2 separate regions of the Homo sapiens genome follow, and region 2 is linked to region 1. The links are chromatin loops, found by intact Hi-C in ENCODE. Cell type or tissue: CD14-positive monocyte. All regions are shown on one strand. Links, peaks and the distances in the headings refer to the core of each region. The heading gives the core; the rest is flanking DNA.

The links. A loop is a pair of places that touch in the nucleus more often than their neighbours do. Peaks named below come from ENCODE experiments on the same cell type or tissue, not always from the same donor. Only the 100,000 strongest peaks of a DNase experiment are listed, where the experiment ranks them.
Region 2: it touches region 1 in a loop (2.1-fold over the local background); 7 of 110 quality-filtered maps call a loop at or near these places.

The regions. Positions count from the first base shown.
Region 1 is chr3:31,516,285-31,529,188 of GRCh38, reverse strand. No RefSeq gene overlaps it. Among named protein-coding and RNA genes, the nearest start is that of STT3B, 10 kb to the left of the region's middle. RefSeq lists an enhancer at 1,838-2,338. In CD14-positive monocyte, for the core only: no CTCF peak of the experiment used is centred there; a DNase peak (open chromatin) is centred at 6,838; H3K4me3 peaks cover 795 bases; H3K27ac peaks cover 1,105 bases.
Region 2 is chr3:31,568,356-31,576,355 of GRCh38, reverse strand. The region is part of intron 1 of STT3B (STT3 oligosaccharyltransferase complex catalytic subunit B); the gene reads right to left. Among named protein-coding and RNA genes, the nearest start is that of STT3B, 39 kb to the right of the region's middle. In CD14-positive monocyte, for the core only: no CTCF peak of the experiment used is centred there; a DNase peak (open chromatin) is centred at 3,005; H3K27ac peaks cover 1,721 bases.

The sequences.
Region 1 (12,904 bases), core at 2,911-10,910:
GGTGATTGGGGTAAAATAAAAGTAGGGTTTAGGACAAATCTGGAGTTTCTGGTTTAGTTATTTGGATGGAAAGTGATGTCTCAGAAATAGGGAGCAAAGGACAAGCAGCAGATTTGGAGGGGAGATGATCAAATCAGCTTTGGAGATGTAATGTTTTAAGTCCCTGTAGGACATCCAAGAGGAGCTGGATAACAGACACTTAAAGAGATGTGATGTTCAGGAGGAAGGGTTTTCTGGGATAAAGGCTTGGGACTCCATGGCTACGGGTGAAATTTTGCTGGAATCAAGGCTATAGACAAGGAGACAAGGGTTGAGGATAGAGCCCTAAGGACTTTCCAAATTTAGATGTGCCTACAGGGAGCCCAAGATAGAGCAATGTCCCAGCAGTGAAGAAAGGGAAATAAAGTGAAGTCAGAAGCAGCACAAGGTACAGAGAAATGGAGTGTGACACAGCTGAAAAGTGTACCTTTCTTTTGGCAACCAGGAGTTCACCAATTACTTTAGCAAGGTCAATTTTAGTGGAGTCATAGGGGCAGAAACCAGATGGCAGCAGGTGAGAAGGGATCAGTGGCAAGGGATGTGGAGGCAGAGAATGTATACCACCCTTTCTAAAAGTCTGGTTTCAAAAGCACAGACAGGACCAAATCAGACCAAGAAAAAACTAAATTACGATCCGCAGTCCCTAGCCTTTCCCACAGTGATCAAGAAAAGATTTAAGTGCCTGTGATGTGTCCCAGGAATGACACAGGTCGGAGAGTGGGTTTCATTCTTCCTAGAGAAACACAAACAACAAGACATGTACGCTTGTACTAGACACACCACACTAGGGGGCTGCTACGGTCTACAATATAATTGACATTTGCAAATATCTGGTAACTGAGGGAATTCCCAATGCTTATATTGTCCCTTTCTGACAAGCACCTGTCAAAGAACCTCCCTGGTAGTCCATAGCCCCAGTAGAGGAGAGAAGCAGAGAGGGAGAAAAAAGATTTGAGCTAGGTATGCTGCTAAGTGGTACTGTGTGGTGGTTTAGAGCACAGGCTCTGCAGACACGCTGGGTACCAAATCTTGACTTTAGTTCTTCTGAGTCACATGGCTTTTGGCAAGCTACTTCCCATCTCTGCTCCTTGGTATCCTCATCTTTACAGCGTAGATAAGCACTGAACCTTTCTCTTAGGGTTATAAGAAGAAATAAATGAATCAATACATGAAAATAACTTAGGACAGTGCCTGGCGCAAAGGAAATATTCAATATATGTTGGTTATTAACAATATCACTGGTACTACTGCTATATTCAGAACCATGACAGATGGGCTATGAGACTTACTCCCCTGGATAGCCTTAAAATAATTCTCCATGACCCGAGCCCATACGAGTGCTTCTTTATTTCTTTAAGCCAGAAAATGCCTGCTTCAAATAAAACACCTTACAAAGTTAGGCAATACCTAGCTGCTGATAATGAATAATAACCTCCAATTTATAATCCAATAGAACTGGGGTCTGCAACTTTTTTTGTAAAAGGCAACACAGTAAATATTTTCATCTTTGTGGGCCATGCTGTCTCAGGCTACTACTCAACCCTGTTGTTGTAGTGTGAAAGTAGCAATGGACAATATGTAAGAGAACAGGCATGGCTGTTCTTCAGTAAACACAACCACACCTGCAGACCAGAGTTTGTTGGCCTTTGCGGTAGATGATAAGGGGATTGCTGTGATCTAATCTAGCTCAAAATCCAGTATGAGGCAGAGAATGTTTTCTATCATGATCACTGTGAAGAGTGAGAGCTTGTGTCTGGGCAGTCATCAAGGACATGTTCATGAAGTGATTGGCCTTAAAGAATAGGTAGAATGTTGGCCGGAAGCTGTGGCTCACGCCTGTAATCCCAGCACTTTGGGAGGCCAAGGCAGGTAGATCACAAGGTCAGGAGTTTGAGACCAGCCTGGCCAATATGGTGAAACCCCCATCTCTACTAAAAATACAAAAATTAGCCGGGCATGGTGGTGCACACCTGTAATCCCAGCTACTCAGGAGGCTGAGGCAGGAGAATGGCTTGAACCTGGGAGGCGGAGGTTGCAGTAAGCCGAGATCACAGCACTGCACTCCAGCCTGGGTGACAGAAAGAAAAAAAAAAAATGAATAGGTAGGATGTTGACAAGTGAGATTTGGAGTGTGGGAAGGATGCATTAGAAGCAGAGGAAGGCCGGGGGCGGTGGCTCACGCCTGTAATCCCAGCACTTTGGGAGGCCGAGGCGGGCGGATCACGAGGTCAGGAGAAGGAGACCACGGTGAAACCCTGTCTCTACTAAAAATACAAAAAAATTAGCCCGGCGCGGTGGCCGGCGCCTGTAGTCCCAGCTGCTCGGGAGGCTGAGGCAGGAGAATGGCGTGAACCCGGGAGGCGGAGCTTGCAGTGAGCCGAGATCGCGCCAATGGACTCCAGCCTGGGCGACAGAGCGAGACGCCGTCTCAAAAAAAAAAAAAAAAGAAAAAAAAAAAAAAAAGCAGAGGAAAAGGAAAAACAAAGCCAAGCAGGGGACACTTGGAAATGAGCCAGTAATCTACAGCTGAGATGCAGTGTCACATTTTATCTTTATTTGCTACCATTGAAACAACACAACACTCTAGTCTTAAAATTCCAGATCATATATAGGAAATTAATTTTCTATTTTAGTACTTTTGAAAATTCACATTTCTATGCCCACTATCTCATGGTTTTCATAGAAGGACATTGTAACAGTGAGGCACACATTTGATTTCAAAAAGGGCCAAAGGATAATGGCTTAAACAAATAGAAGTTTATTTTCTCTCATAAAGTGAAATTCAGAGAAAGGTGGTTGCTGGTATGAAGTCAGTTGCTCAACAAAGCTTTCAACTTTTTCTGTCTTTATACTCTTTGCTGGATTCTCGGATGTCATTTTCACCCCCTTTTATGCTGTCCTTTGCATTGCATAGCAGAAGCTGAGAAGTACTTTTCCCAGATTCTTTTCTTGTATGACTCCATGATATTTTGTCAGTGAGGGGAGCTCAGTCGACAAAAAAGACAGAGAGGATTTCAGATAGAAAAGGAAGAATGGGCAAATGTAAGATTTACACATCTTTTTGGCTGGTGTGAGAACAACTTACATAATTGTCATTGACTAAGACAATTTTGGGGAGCTTTTTGGAGATTATTGAGAGTTGGAGCAGTTTCCTAGAGAACTTCTGAGAGCTCCCTGCTTCAGTCCTTCAGGCTAAAGTTTTCAAAGTCTCCTTCCTTGACCTTGACCTTCAGGCAACAACTTCTCTTATCTTTATTCCCTATGGTCTTTCAACATTAGTGTAAATAATAATTCTTGATTAAACCTTTTATTCCTGAAGTACCTAGAGTATCTCTGTTTTCCTGATTGAACCTAGTAATACACTTTCAATTCACTTAGCATATTGGTTTTCATTCTCTTGATTATTGCCTCACTATTGTAAGACAGCTGCTGCAGCCCCAGACATCACATCAGCATTTGAGGCAGAAGATTAGGAGACAGGAAGATGCCAATCACATATGTCTTCCTTTTTTAAGAAAAACATTTTCCCAGAAATTATTTTAGCAGACTTTCTCTTAGGTCATATTGGCACCACCACCTCCCATGACCATATTGACTTTATATTGCTGTAAGTTTGCAGCTTCATTTCTTTAGGCATGCCTGGTTTTCCTGAGAGCACAAACAAAAGTCCTGAAATTAGGTTCCAGTGGCTCTAATTAGTCTGTCTTAGATCATGTGCCAATTCCTTTTTTTTCTTTGGGACGGAGTCTCAGTCTGTCGCCCAGGCTGGAGTGCAATGGCACGATTTCAGCTCACTGCAACCTCCACTTCCTAGAGTCAAGCAATTCTGCTTCAGCCTCCCGAGTAGCTGGGATTACAGGCGCCCACCACCACGCTGGGCTAATTTTTGTATTTTTAGTAGAGAAGGGTTTTACCATGTTGGCCAGGCTGCTCTCAAACTCCTGACCTCAGGTGATCTGCCCACCTTGGCCTCCCAAAGTGCTGGGATTAGAGGCGTGAGCCACCACACCCAGACTATATACTGATTCCTGACCAAGTGCCTTTAAGAAGAGAATAAGAAACCCTAGTTGGCTTAAGCATCCTGGAGTTGAAGTTGGGTCAAACCTAACTTGTAAGAAATCTGAGGCACTGTTACAGAAAGGAAGCAAGTCTGGATGTAGAAAGGAAAAGATAATTCTCCACTATATTTAGGATGTAGAATTTCAACCAAGAGGAAAGCAACCTGAGTATAGTTATTTACAATCTAGTGTGCATACTAGATAGAATTAGCACCAAAGAATATAAAATCTGAAGAATATATATGGAACTATAATTTGTCAATATGTAATTTTAAAAAAGGCACATACTCTAGAACACAGAAAAAAATAAAATAAAAATTGAAGAAGGTATAGAAGAAGTATTTTAAGTGAGGAAGGGGGTAGACACCTTTCCTTATTCACTTGTGACTTGATTCAGACCTGATATCAATACAGAGCAGAGGCTAGCAAAGTTTTTCTATAAAGATCCAAACAGTAAATATTTTAGGTTTTATGGGTCATATGGTTCAACCACTCAACTTTGCCATTGTAGTGCAAAAGCAGCCATAGACAATACATAAACAAATGCGATAGTTGTGTTCCAATAAAACTTTATTTCCCAGAACAGGCAGCAAACCAGATTCGGCCCAAAGATTGTACTTTGCCAAACCCTGAACTAGAGCATTCCTTATCCTTGAAGTGATGCAAACTTGGAAGCTAAGGTTCTTCAGCCTGTGTTCGAGAACTGATTTTATTATTTCTTATTAGTTTTTATTTAACTCTATACAGAGGTAATACATTCACGATCTGTCTCCTGACAGCCAAATCCTTCCCTCTCCTCATCCAAATAGGTAATCATTTTCATTATTTTATATTGTATCCTTTCAACATTCTCTGTGGAAATGCAAACACATGTGAAGCTATTTTCTTATTTTCTCATTTTTTCCATGCTATACATACTTTTCCCCATCTTGAATTTTTTTCTAAATATTTATCTTCAAGATCTTTCTCTATCAGCTCATAGAGCACTTTTCATTCCTTTTTATGGCTTCATAGTATCCCAGAGGATGCACCATAATTAATTCAACCAATCACCTGCTAGTGGATGTTTAGGCTTTTACTGGTCTTGTACTACTACAAATAAGGCTGTAATGAATAAGTTTATGCAGAAGGAATTTTGCCCAAGTGCAAGTGTGTTGATTGGAATTACCATAAGGAAAATTTGGTATAGGTATGTCCATTTGTAATTTCAATAGATAAGTTGTTCTCGGTAAGGGGTTGTACCAATTGCATTCCCACAATGTGTGAGAAGCCCATTTCTGAGGGCTTACCAACTGAGTGTGTTAACAAACTCTTGGCTTTTTGCCAACAAATGAGGTACAAACTGGTAGTGTTAATTTGCATTTCCTTCATGAGTAAGGCTAAGGGTACTTATTTAACATTTAAGACAGTCTTTTCACATCCTCAATGAGGCAGAATTGCCATTACTGATTGTATATTCTTAAGCACAATTATTGGAATAGTATGCTCCTATGTTATGGAAACCATTAACATGTATAGTTTTATTTGCTAGTTGCTCAGAAAATGAGGTCGTCTGCATTAAATTAATGCAAATCTGTTCTTGAAAAACAAAAACTCTTCTACTGTTCAATTTATCATATCCCCTAGATTATCTATTCTAGATCATGTACTTCCTGAAAGTATCTTTGAAGCAATGAAGCGATTTTTTATGATGTGTTAAGAAATTCAGATAGAATTTTTTTTAGGTAAAGTAATTGTTAGCAAACACCTCCCCTGATGGAAAGGGAATTGTTTTATTTAGTTTTAGTGTCGTTAATTTGTGTGCCTTCCTGATGTATAACTAAACGGTCCGCTGTTTCCTGAGAGCTTTATAGAAGTAGATGAATAAATAGGTTACTTCAGCAAATGTTTTCTTTCAATGCAGTTTAACTGCAATTACGGTGCTTCAGATGCAATACCATCACCTATGCCCATAGATTTGTGTTCGTATTTTTAAAAATTTAATCCAAGCAATCACAGAATCAATATCTGCACTTTATTTTTAAGAGAATTTATTAAGCTATGTTCTTATGTGGTCGACCATAAAATGAGTCAGTGAAGTTCCAAGCAGAAGCCTATAAAACAAAGATTTCAACCTATAGGCGTCAAGAAAACAGAAAATTTGAAATAGGGACTCTCTCTGGCTTAACAAGAGAACTTAATATGTTGAGCTTCAGAATTATACATTTAAGAAAATCCCTCTACTTGTTATTGTTGTAAATTGTTGATATGTCAAATGTTTAATTTTAAATTTAGGTACAATAAATTTTATACTGAAGAAATGTATTCCACTTAATAATTACACAGAACAAATTCATTTACTAAGGAATTAGAAGGGATTTTGTTGGTTATTAAATTAGTGACACAATAAAGAATGGAGTTTGCATTAGCTAGATGTTATAACATAGAAAACACATTATAATTTTAATAATAAAAACGAAATTAAAAGGAGCTGAACGGACCTACTTAATATATAATCTAAACATCTAAAACATTGTACAAGCATATGATTGGGGTGTTATTTCTACTTCTGACAGTGTGGGTTTCTTAGGCCCTTTGAGTTTTCAAAGAACAGAGTTATATTTGGGTCACTGGGTAATGGAGTTTATTAAAAAGGATACACAGAGGAGTAACAGACAGATATCATTGCAGCTGTAGAGCCATACATCATAGAAAACAGGAAGTTATGTCATACAGTGGTTCTGGTGGCTCAACAAAACTCTACTAAGCCAGCAGCATGACCTGTCATCTTTCCTGTACTCAGCAGCTCCCTACCCCACACCCTGTCCAGACGCTTTCTCCACTGTTCTGCCTTGGTTTCCTTTGTGACTGCCTCTCCTCCCCCTAACTCACTCACTAGTGTTCTCCTAGGCTCTTAACATAGACTTCCCTCTGGCTCCTACTGCTCTTATTCTGCCAAGAGAATAAGAAACATTCATTGGCTTAAGCCATCCTGGAGTTGAACAGTTATATTTGGGTCACTTACTGATTGCCTCCTCTTGAATATCTCTCTGCTTCTCATGAAATCTTCGTGCATCTGTCTTATATAAGTTTCTTCAGAAGCAGAGCCAGAACTTTTGTGTGATTTGTTAAGGTGAGTTATTAATTGCTCTCAGGAAATATCAGTAGGGGAAGGAGAAGGTTAAGAAGCCAAGCAACGATGCAATCTCAGGCAAAGACCATGGAGAGTCCTTTAGTCTCATCCCAGACTGACACCTCTCAGTCATTGACTAATTGAGAAGATGCATGAGCTTCTAGGCACTTCCAGCTTTCTGGTCATTGGGAGGAAAAGATCCAGGGAAGGGTACACACAAATGTGTGTGTAATCTGAGGATCTTGGATATGGATGGAACACTGCTTCAGCATTCCTCTCAAATGCAAGTATGACTCAGATTGGAGCTCCCAAGGAGAGAAGATGTGGTTGGGTCAAGAAGTTACCCTCCAGTATAGCCTTCTCTTATTGGGTTGTCGTACTGGGTCACTCACTCTATAGGCTAGGAGACATTGGCAGACTTTTAGACCAGGCTTATTTCTCTGGCCTTGTCAGTTGTGGCTAGGGTAGTAGGGCCACACGCTGCAATATATGGTCACTTATGTACAATAAGCCTCCAACAGGGGGCTGTGGCTCTGACATCATGCTGAAGCCTCTTAGAAAAGAGCACAGTAACTGGCCTGCATCTTGTCTAGGCTGTTCCTAGACTAGTTTGTTTGCACCTAGATATATACTTGTTACTTTGGTTTTTGGGGAGTGAGAGGGGTTCAAGTGTGTCTTGAAAGTAGCCACCCTCACGCCTGTAATCCTAGCACTTTGGGAGCCCAAGGCAGGCAGATTGCCTGAGCTCAGGAGTTCGAGACCAGCCTGGGCTACATAGTGAAACCCCGTCTCTTCTAAAATACAAAATAAATTAGCTGGGTGTGGCGGCATGCGCCTGTAGTCCCAGCTACTTGGGAGGCTGAGGCAGGAGAATTGCTTGAACTCGGGAGGGGGAGGTTGCAGTGAGCTGAGAACACGCCACTGCACTCCAGCCTGGGCGACAGAGCAAGACTTCACCTCTATAAAAAAAAAAAGAAAGAAAGAAAGAAAGAAAGCAAAGAAAGAAAGAAAGACAGCAACACTTTTGTTTTGCATATGAAAGAAAATACCATATTATCATTTTTATAAGTTGTTATCATATTCTTTTAAATTCATACCTTTTTAAATTTTCCCCTAACCTTTATTTTAGAATATATTTTTGAATTTAAATAGCTTTTGGGGTACAAGTGGTTTTTGGTTACATAGATGAATTGTATAGTGGCGGAGTCTAAAATTTAGTGCACTATCACCCAAGTAGTGTACACTGTACTCAATATGTAGTTTTTTTTAATCCCTCACCCCCCTCTCACCTATTCCTCTTTCTGTGTCTCCAAAGTCCATTATATTACTCTGCGTGCCTTTGTGTACCCATAGCTTAGCTCCCACTTACAAGTGAGAACATACAATATTTGGTTTTCCATTCCTTATTTGCTTCACTTAGAATAGTGGCCTCCAGCTCCATCCAAGTTGCTTCAAAAGACAGTATTTCATTCTTTTTTATGGCTGAGTAGTATTCCATGGTGTAAATATACCATATTTTCGTTATCCAGTCATTAGTCAATGGGTACTTAGGTTAGTCACCAACTCTTGATCTCAGATTTATTTTTTTTAAATGAATGTTATAGTGATTATTGTTCGTGTATGGGAAAGGGAAGCAGTGCTCGATATTTTCTCATTTAATTAATTTTTTACTATCATATTTCACAAAACAAGAGCCCAGTAATGCTTACATCATAAATTATTGGGGTGTTTCCTAAAAATGCTGCTTTTTGGGTCACCTACTTAGTATGTCTGGGTGTACCCTAAGTACTCTGCATTTTCAGTCAGGACTCCAGATATTTTTCTCAAACTAATGTCAAAGTTTAAGAACCACTGCTTTACAAAGTAGGAATTATCGTCTTCATTTTACTGTGAAGGAAATCAAAGTGTTAAAAGACTAAAATATTTACCTGAGGTTACAAAACTAACACCAAAAGTGTCTCAAAGTTTTTTTCTTAAAAGGAAGTTTCCATTGATGCATTGTTTGCAATATGAACGTTCACTTGTTTACAAAAATGTTTGCTATCATCTTGAAGCAAATTTCAAGGTGTCTATGACTACATAGTGTCTGTATCTACCATCTCATTTAGACTAAGTGCAGCTTCCCAGTTGTGTGACTACAAAATCATAATTTGAGTACTTCTACATTACTGCTAGAAAAAAGGACTTGAGTGCAAAGGCAGCAGCTGAGCAAATCTGTAAAATTTAAGGTGAAGGAATTGGTAGAAGAATACTATCAAGTGATTGAACTGGTGGTTCAGCAATTTTGTTCCAGACAGAGTGACAGTGTATGTTTGGTTAAGCGATGAGAGGGTTCAGCACGTCATACTTATTCCGTGTGTCAGGCCCAAGATTGCTGTCCTATATGTAGGATAATCTGAGCATGTACGTGGAATCTTAGAGTGTTGCTTTTGATCCAGGTGAGAATGCAGGAAAAGGATGGAGCTGAAGTTCTGTCATATCTGACATATAATGCAGAGCTTGCATGTCTGGACCTGGCTGTATAGAGAAATGGCCATGTTTCTCCATAAAGTATGAATTGAAACATTGGGTAAAGTCATAGCAGTTCTTCACCTCCAAATCCAAAGATTGGCCTGCTTGCAAAAAGATGGAGCATAGTCCATAAAAATCTAATTTTCTTGTGTATTATTGCCCATAAGTCATTCTTCTATGGGAAAGAATTTAGAGATACCTTATATAACAGGATCTCATGTTCATCCTTGCCTTATCTGAAACCAGAATCTGTGTTCCTTCCACTAAATTATCTTTTCATTATATGTGTTGTCATGGACTGAATTTTGTCCCACCAAAATTCAAATTTGATGTCCTAATCCCAATATGACTGTATTTGGAAAGAGGTCTTTAAGAAAGTAATTAAGGTCATATGAGGTGATAGGGTAGAGCTCTAATCTGATAGGACTAGTGTCCTCATAAAAAGAGGCCAGAGATCTCTCTTTATTTGCACTACACAGAGGAAAGCCCATGGGAGGACACAGCAAGAAGGCAGCCATCTGCAACCCAAGGAGGGAGCCCTTACCAAGAACCAACCAGTTGACATCTTGATCTTGAATTTCCAGTGTCTAGAGCGGTGAGAAAATAAAATTCTTATGTTGAAACCACCTAGTTTGTGGTATTCTGCTAATGCAGACTGAGTGGACTAATTAATACATGTGTACTGAGTACAGCCTAGGTAATCAATACATTTTTCTTTAGGTCACTTTCTCTATTCTAGAATATTCATAAACATTTTTGAAATTGTAAGACCTGAGTCTTATAAGAGTCAGCCAGACTAAATCTAAGAAACTTACTGATACATGTATCTCATTTATCTAAGAAACTCAGGAATATAAAAACATTCTCAGAATTCTTACACCTTGAATTATTATTTTACCTATATTTGAAATCGTTTAGCATATAACATAATTATTCTATTTCATTCTTATGTACACACATTGCATGAACTTGAAGACCACAACTATAACATTTTGGCTGTAGAGAATCTAGTTCAACCCTCATTTTTTAAATAACTGAGAGGTCCAGAAAGGTTAAGCAGCTTGTGAAAGACACATTACTTATAGTGGCCAAACCAGGATTAGAATCCAGTTCTAGTGACTCCTAGTATATCTTGAATGCTTTCCAATTCGCCATCCTAAGTACAATATTGCAAAGGTAATAAATTTTGATTATAAAAATATTTTAGAGTCTCAAGATACTATAAATTATCAGAGACAGAATACCTGACACTAAATTTGAAAGAGAAAGCATTATTTTTAGCATTATTTTATAATAGGGTTGGGTTGTATTAGTCAGCTACTGATAAAATAATTACAATAATTCTGCATAACACATAACTCCAAAATTTAGTGACTTATCACAACAAGCATTTATTTTCACTCATTGGCCTGTGAGTAGTCTGTGATTCTGCTGGGCTCAGCTGATATCAGGTAGACTTAGCTTTTGGTGGTGTGGACAGAGTTGAGATCTCCTCCATGTGTCTCTTCAGTTTCCTTGGACCCAGTGGCTATTCAGATCATCCTCATTTCAGGATGAATGGCAGAAGCTCAAGAACCAAGCCAAATCATGCAAACAGATTTATATCCACATCAATGGGGTGGGGCTGTATACACCATCGATTCTCCTGGGAATCATTACAAAGTCTTATGGGAAAGGAGATGGTTGTATAATCTATTACAGGAGAATGATAAATTGAAAATAATAATCCAGTCTATGAAAAATATTACTTGTTCCTGGTTATTACAATATAGTTTATAAAATACAGTTTATAAAATTCCATGTAGCAAATTTGTGAACCAAAAATGAGAATAAATTCTAATATGTTGTACACATTCTCTTCTTTAAGATAAAGAAACATAGTATTAATTAAAAGTTCTATATTTCTTGAGCAAAACGTATGTCTCTTCTGAAGAATGCCTGCTTTACTTATATGCAAGGCTTTGTTTAAATGGGAGAAAAAGAAATATATTCTGGTTGTAAATTTGTCATTTTGGAAAAATTTTAATTATATAAGTAGTTTTAATGTTAGGCAAGTAAGCCTAACTGCATTTACCTAATAATAGACTCAACCATTAGATAAAGGAGAGTTCTGAATCCAACAATATGGATTTTGAGGTAATAAAACCAAGAGGCCAATGCAGAGTCCAGGAAGAATGACAGAGGAAAAGCTCCAAGAATGGGAAGGAATTCTGTAGAGACTCCTAAATTTTACACCCATCTAGTCAGAATTGGGCACTTTGCTTTTGGGATACCCAAACTTCCCTTCTGACCAAAATCTCATATAACACTTGATTGAACAAAAAAATAATTTTTAGCTCACTAAAGTGAAAATCTCAATGTTTGATTTCAGAGGTAGCTTGATCAGGGGCTCAAACAATGTCACTAGATGCCATTTCTCCATCACAACCATGTGTTTGGTATCATTCACCTCCACGTTGGCTTTATTCCCAGGCAGGCTCTTCCTTCGTGGCTCAAGATGGCTGCCACATCTCCAACAATTTCAACATCTCATGTTCAAATGAGAAAAAAAAATCTAATACCTTTTTTCCAGGATTCCCAGCATTCTCACTGCATCTTATTAGCTCTGAGCAGACAATGTGTTCATCCTTGAACCAATTACTGTGGTGAGGGAAATGAACTGTGATAACTGCCTTAGCCTCAGGTCATGTGCTCTATCCTGGAACGTAAATGGAGCCCTAGCTGGAGCATGTTGGTTGAGAATGGGGGTTGGGGGGGGGGGGCAAGAGGATTTCCCATGGGAATTTGAGTTGAGGTTAACAAAAGGAGTGTGAATGTTAGGTGCCAAAACATATTTATAAAATGGGTGCATATTATAACCTTGTTTACATGTTGTATTGGAAATAATCTTTGGCTGTTTTACAGTTATAAGCAATTTACAGGAACCCAGTAATAAACTCTGCTAAGCAAATGTTGTTCACATCCTTTATACACTAAGCTACTTAGGCTGTTCTTTTTTTTTTTTTTTTTTGAAGAGACAGCATCTTGCTCTGTTTCCCATGCTGGAGTTCAGTGGCTTGATCTTGGCTCACTACAACCCTGCAACCTTGAGTGATCCCCCCAGGCTCAAGTGATCCTCCCACCTCAGCCTCCTGAGTAGCTGGGACTACAGGCACACACCATCACACCCAGCTAATTTTGCTTA
Region 2 (8,000 bases), core at 1-8,000, 50 kb before region 1:
AATAGAAATAGCTCCTTCTTTATATTAAACTCTGTGGCTACATAAATGTATCTTTCAGAGCGTTTTCATCAAACTTATATAACATAATCTGAAGATATCAAAAGAACATGCTTATACCTCTACATAAATAAAAACGCCCCCAACTTCAAACCCACACCTACAAAACTAGTAATGTTCAAAATAACATTTAGCCATTGCTTGGGGTCCAGGTGGTAGAGGGCTATAAAGAAGTTCATAAATCTCAAAAGATTAAGAACTGCTGACAGAAGATAACATCAAAATGGAAGAAACGGTACACTCACCAGAATTGCCCAAAATCCTGCAACCCTAAAAACATTGGCTTTAAACTATAATAGCACTAAAAATATAAAGAGAATAAACCATAGCAGCACTATAAAACAAGAATATGGCCTTATAGAAAAAGAAATTATAATTTCTGAGACAAATGAGAAAAAATGAAATTGAAGAAACCAGGGCCCAAAATGAAAGGCAGAAGAAAACCACAAACCATAGAGGGCAATTCCAGGGATATTCCATGTTTAGTATAAAGCAGCTGTCATGGGCAGGGGAAAAGCCTGGAGCAATCCTCAGGGTAATGCCATTAGGTATACTCAGTCAGGTCAATCCCCTTCCCCCTACTATTTCGAAGCAGGGAAGTGGGCATCAGAGGTGTCTGCCTGAGGTAGAAGCACTACACATAGACAAGTGAGTCAAGAAGCAGAACGATGCTGGATACAAGATGAACAGGAAATCCTTATACCCCAGATCAGTTTGATACATCCTTTCCAGCAGCAAGTTATGATCTCAACTCCAACAATCACTAGATGCAAGCTTTGTAGCATTTTTACAGTCTTTTCCAATACTAAAATAAGCAACATATCCCCCCCCCAAAAAAATCAAGCATTTGACAAAAGCAATCACCATGACAGCTAAATATCAAAATCAACAAATAGAAAAATTAATACTGTAGAAACAGAAGCGAGAATATATTCAGATGGTTAATATAACCCAGAGTTATATTAACTCTGAAAGAGTTATTAATATTAAACTTTCAGACCTGAAAGGAAGTATAACCTAGAGGTTGAGAGGTCAGGTTCTAGCATCATACTGCATAGGTTTGAATGTTAGTTCCACACTGACCAGCTATGTGACCTTGGTTGGGCAAGTTACTTATGTTCTCTGCATTCTAGTTTCTTCATTTGTAAAACAGGGATTAACAACAGTACCTATGATAGTACTAGTGTAGCTATAAGCAAACAATACAGCATCTCTGAAGCACTTAAAGTCTATAGTTAATGAAACAGACTTATGATAAAGGATCCATTTAAGATTTTGAATGGCAAAATTGTAATTGCCAAGATAAAATAAAAGATAGGCTAAATAGCATAAAGGACAAAAATGAAGAGCAAATTAGAACAAGATAAAAAGTATAAAAAAATTTAAGTAGTCTAGTTCTTACACTGATATAAAACAAAAATTTTTTTTCCGCAGAGCATACACATCCCAATACATTTCAAAATACTGAAGTACAACTTAAAATCATTAATTCAGAGAGAAAGGTTTTCTACAAAGGAATGACAAAATTAGATTAATACCTTCTCAGTGGAACCACTGGATTGCTAATAAGGCAAAGGAGTAATATATCCAAATTTCTGAGGGGAATTTTAAAATCAGAATTTTAAGTAATAACTTTGTGTGCCAACAACATGGAAAGCTAAGCTAATGCTAGAAATGCTACCCTGCTCCCTTCCTCTTCCAAGAAGTATTTACCAGATCAGAATTTAAAAAGGGATATCTTCAAATGCCAGAAACAAAGTAGTGATTGTATTTACAAAGCGAGGATTATGGAAAGGCTGTCTAGTAAAAGATGGAAAACAATCTAACCACCACCATGGAAGTGACAAAGTTCTTCTCTATCTAAAGGCTTAAAAGGCTCCAATAAAAAAAGCTAAATTAAACACTGTGCTAAGCATCAAGGGTCTAAATTTACAAAGAATTCCCAAGACAAGAAATTAACATTGAAAACAAGATCCAAACACCTGGATTAGCAATAGAAGCAAAAACTAAAAATAGCTCTACCCAGATAAGCTCATAAACAACAGTTAAACTAAGAGATTCACCACACAAAGTTGAGTATACCCCAGAAAGAGTAACACCCCCCCGAAACTTCTGGAAATATTTTAATGGAAGAGGCCTAGTATTTTAGCAAGAATACCAAGGTTTTAAATTTTCAACCTAATTTTTCATTTTAAAAAACTGACTTCAAGGGACTGCTAATAACACATTTTAAAAACCAGGAACCATGAGAGTCCAACCTCATAAAGTTTTCCTGACAAGTATTTTTTCACTTTCCATTTTATATAATTCTTGGCCTCTCCCTCTTTATCAAATCATTCTTCCTTTGGCTTTAATGACTACAACAGTCTCTTGATTTTTTTACCCCCACCTCTCTAATCTTCTCTGTTTTCTGTATAGGTAGCCTCCTCTACCTAAGATACTCTTATTAATTCACTCTAAAATCTCTGCCGAAAGGATGTCATTCACCCAAGTCTTCAATTATTACCAGTATGCCCACAATTCACTAATATCATCTCCCTAACTAGATCTTTCTTCTCATGTCCAAACCAGTGTTATGTGACTACCCATGTGGAATGTTTTTCTTGAATGTCACAAATGCATCTCAGACTCCACATTCAACTAAACTCCTGATCAGACACCTACCATCCACTCCCAAAACAAACATATGCACTATATCTGCTTTCAGTATTCTCTTACCGCCACCTAAGTTGAAGAAATCTAGGTGTCATTTTTGAAAGTTCCTTCTCTCTCACATCCTATACAAAAATCATAACAAGGTTGTCACTTCCTAAATATCTCTGAAATCTGTATACTATTTTCTTATTCTGCTACTAGCACTGTAATCCAAGCTATCATCTTTTAACTAGACTACTGAAATAGCCTCTAACTGGTCTCTTTACATCCATTCTGCCCACTTCTAGTTCCCCAATCTGTGCACTCTGCCACAAGAAGGAAGTTCTTTTCAAAATGTAAATGTGATCATATTGCAACTCTCTGAATTATTCAAAGACTTCATCACTTTAAAATTAAAGCAGAAAAACCTCCACTTCTTAACATAATGGTCAAAACCACACAGTCTACCTCATACATAACTCTAGTCTCATCTCACACCGTATTACCTCTCTTCTTTCCATCTTTCAGTCCTCCAAGCTCACCTCATTCCTTCCTGTTACAGGATCGTTAAGACTGCTAATCCCCTCTGCCTGTATCACTGATGTCTCCCTCCCTATCCCAGTTAACTCATCCTGCAAACTTCAACACATTTCTAAGAGATTCTGTCATTTTTCCATCTTGACATAGATAAAATTTCACATCTGTTTCCTTAATATCTATTCAAATAGATAAATACTCCTAAGAAGACATCACTGTGTCTCCAACACCAAGCACAGCATCTGGTACTTCACAAACTCAAAGGACATATGAGAATTTTGTTTCGGTTGCCCATGCTTCTGCAGTGCAGTGGTGCGATCACAGCTGCAGCTTCAGCCTCCAAGTCTCAAGTGATTCTCTGACCACAGCCTCCCAAGTAGCTAGGATTACAGGTGTGTGCCATCACACTCAGCTAATGTTTTATGCTTTGTAGAGATGAGGTCTTGCTTTGTTGCCCAGACTGGTCTCCAACTCTTGGGCTCAAGCAATCCTCTCACTTCAGCCTCTCAAAGTGTTGGGATTACTGGCGTGAGCCATCGCACCAGGCCAAGAATATTTTTAAAAATATAAATGTAAGTTCAAACTTACAACACTTAGTCAATAGTAAGAACAATTACATTGTTTCAATGAACACAAAAATCTTAAACTTGAGGTTAGAGATCATAGCTGCAATGATGCCAACCATGTCATGAATCTACTTCTGTATTTTGTTTTGGTTCACAAAATTGCAAAAATTTTGACTCATAGAGATAAGTGTCAAAGACTAAATTTTTTAAAAAAAGTTTTCCTTACTGTTAAATTCTACAATTAAATAATACAGAAGTTTGTTTGGGGCCTAAGAGAAAATTCTGGTTCAAGGTTGAGTAATTACATATAAGAACTGCTTGCATTCCTCATCATATATATATATAATATAATATATATAATTAATTATATATTATATATCTCATATATAATTAGCTATATATTATATTATATATAAATTTAGATCAGGTGCTTCCTTTTTGAGATATATAATATATATATTTAATATCTTAATACTTATATATTAATATATTTAATATATTAATATATGATATATTAATATATCATATATTAATATATATTAATATGTTTAATAAAATAATTATGTATTAATATATTTAATATTGATATATTTAATATTTTAATATATATTTAATATTATATATAATATATATGATATATAATCTCAAAAAGGAAGCACCTAACCTAAATTTATAACATATCATGAACTTATGTTACAGATTGAGTTGTTACTAAACAAAGCATAGTCTGATTATTTTCATTCATGCAAATTCCCAGGATACCTCAGTTGGAACATTAGCAATTCAATCCAAAGCAAATATAAGGCATCTGAGCCTAATACATGGCTCCAAATCTATCTCAAGGACTTCTCTGTTTCCTCCAGCTTTAGCTGCCTGATTTTCTTTTCCTCTGTTCATGTAAATATGAGTAAGAATATGATTGGCTCAAATCATTTCGTACAAAGTCACACATCACAGGTAACAGACAATCTATGTGTTGGCTGCCATGAGATCCCATGCTTGTAATCCAATACCTGTAGCCAAAAGAGCAGGGTCATATGATATAAAACATGGCTGTTTTGGCTTCTTTGCATGTGCTGTGAGTAGAAGATGATGGGCATGAGAATTGTGCAAGGGTTGTGAATGTAGTAGGCACTATAATTCATTTTCCTAGAATAAAATAAAGCCCTTAGTGATGCTGAAAATACTTGGATACTTAGTGCTTCACCAAAGTATTGAAGGCATAACTGGCTTATTTGCTTCTCTTTTTTACACCTCCTCTTCCAAAAAAAAAAAAAATGCATGAGGCTTTCCAGTAACACTTTTTCTCCCTTTTCCCCCCTTAAGACTACCCTTAAAATCCACTTAATAAAACCTATAGTGTGATTATCTCTGGACAGTGCAGTCTACACAGGATTAGAGCTGCCTGTTCATGTCAGAAGACATAGCAATACCTATGTAATTTTTTTCTTCCTAGTTGACAAATACTCTCCTCTTGACCAAACATTAGGTTTCTCTAAACCCTCTTCTCAACTAGGCTTTGACCTTGGGCTTCAGTGTCTGTTCCTGTTGGGCCTGGACTGCCCAGTTACAGCAAGAATCCTGTTAAGTCAGTTCAGAAAGAATCCCTACCCTCCATTTCTGATCACCTCAATATGATCAAATTCCTTATCCCCAGGATCCCCCAGGGTATCTGGTCACCCTGGTCTGCCTTCAGCAAGAATCCCTGTAAAGCTAGTTTAGCCAGAATCCCCCTACTCCTTTCCTTACATCCGTGTTTTCCACCCACTGACCCTATCCCTGCTCCTTGACTACAAATCTTCCATTTTCGTTGTATTCAGAATTGAGCCCAGTTCCATACTTAGATGTCTCTTCCCTATTGCATTAGTTCCTGAATAAAATCTGTTTTTATCACTTTTTAAAAAAAGGTACTTGGATTGACCATATTGATCCTATAACTACTCTTTTCCATTCCATTTTTAGATAACTAAAAACTGAATGTATTTATCACACCTGCTTTTTGAGATGTTTCAGCATGGTCTTTTCCTCAGCCCTTGGCTCTGTCTACATAGAAACGTGCCATAGCCAAGTACTTTATTCTCACTTCTTCATACGATCATCTCAGACCTGAAGTTCCTAATCATTTTATAAGAAGTCTTCTCTAATGTTTCATCCTCCTCCTCCCAGTCTACCTTAATTTCTGCTCTTAAAACATGTTGAAACCTCTACTGAAGTTCACCTCACAATGAACTACATTTTCTTAGTAATTTTTGTATCTTGGAGTTATCTCATAGTTTCTGGCAGTTCACTCATGAGGTTCAATTAATGCTTGCTTAGCTAATTACTCCTTTTTAGCATACTAGTATCAACACTTACTTTAATTTTTGTCTTCTATTCCCTTCTTCATTAAACTCAAACACCTGTATGTACAAAGGTAGTCTTCAATTTTGGCATGCCCTACTTACATATTTTTTTAAATATTTAAATAGCTGAAAGGAGAGTGTTATAGATGAATCATAAACTGAAAACTGTTGAAGCTGAGTGATGTATTCATGGAGGTTCATTACAGTATTAGCTCTACTTTGCTGTATGTTTGAAATTTTCCATAATGAAGGGTATATATACGTAGATATAGCTTATTATCTATACATATATTTATAAATATGTACTTATAAAATTTATATGATTTACATACATAATGACACATATGAGTAACATAATACATATATATGCAAACTCTATTATGGAAAATTTCACACACTCACACATACTCTCACACACAATTATAGTTTTCCCCCAATAAAGCTAGGTGAACTGGCTTAGAAATAATGTTTTAAAAATTAGCAGTCACCAAAATAAAAATAAAAGAGAAATCAAGGAGTAAAAAACGATGTCCAATCTCACATATATCCTCCTTCTTTTAATACTGTCAATGCAAGTTTTACTATTTTAACTATAATAAAAGAATCTGTTTTGAAGCAAGTGTGACAAAAAATTGCTAAGTATATTTGGTGGTAGTTTAATTCATTATGGTCTTTTACTTTTGGTTTATTTGAAATTTTCATAAAAGTTAACAACAAAAACAAAAACACACCTCCTCCAACTTCTCTTAACCTGATTTTTAGAGCTAATGAACTTTTTCTGCAAGGGGCATTTAGGGAAAAAGAGACCGTCTCCTAAGGTAGCAAGAAGATATTAAATTTTGGAATTCAATTTATGGAAAAAAATGGTTATGTTTTTTGGGTTCTAGCACAGTTAGTACAATACGGTATTCAAAAACATTAAAGCATATGGCTGATGTAGTGGCTTAGGTCTGTAAACTCAGCTACTTGGGAGCCTGAGGCAGGAGGATTGCTTGAGCCCAGGAGTTCGAGAACAGCTTGGGGAAAGAAAAAAAAGTTTTTTAATTAGCCAGGCATGGTGGCACATGCCTGTAGTCCAACAACTCAGGAGGCTAAGGCAGGCGGATCACTTGAGCCCAGAAGTTTGAGGCTGCAGTGAGCTATAATCGCACCACTGTTCTCCAGCCTGGGTTACAGAGCAAGATCCCGTCTTTAAAAGAAACAAAAAGAAAGAAAGAAAGTAAAGAAAAGAAAACTCAGCTTAAATAGAACTTTATGAGCTGGTAGGTGTATCCAGTAAATACTGCATTATTTCCTTACATAAACAAACACTAGGAATATCAACCTATTTGTAAACCAGGGCTTTTACAAATAAAAAGGGGAAGTCACAAGGAGCTGCCTTTGCATTTTCCTTCCATAGATCTTGTCAGAGATCCAATCATTTGATACATTTGGTTTCAGATTTATTTCATCTTATATTGAAACACCTAATTTACACTCAAAACAACAACAAAGAAATCTCATGATTATGTCCTGAAGCAAAATACCACAATATACTTTTAATCTTAGGTTAAAAAAAATTATATCTCTATAAATGGCCAACAGGTATATGAAAAGATGTTCAACATCATTAGTCATCAGAAAAATGCAAATCAAAACTATAATCAGATAACATCTCACCTCAGTTAAAATGGTTTGTATTCAAAAGACAGGCAGTAACAAATGCTGGTTAAGATGTGGGGAAGGGGGAACAGTCCTATACTGTTGGTGGAAATGTAAATTAGCACAGCCACTACGAAGAACAGTATGGAGGTTCCTCAAGAAAACAAATAGAACTACCATATAATCCAGCAATCCCACTGCTTGGTACATATCCAAAGAAAGA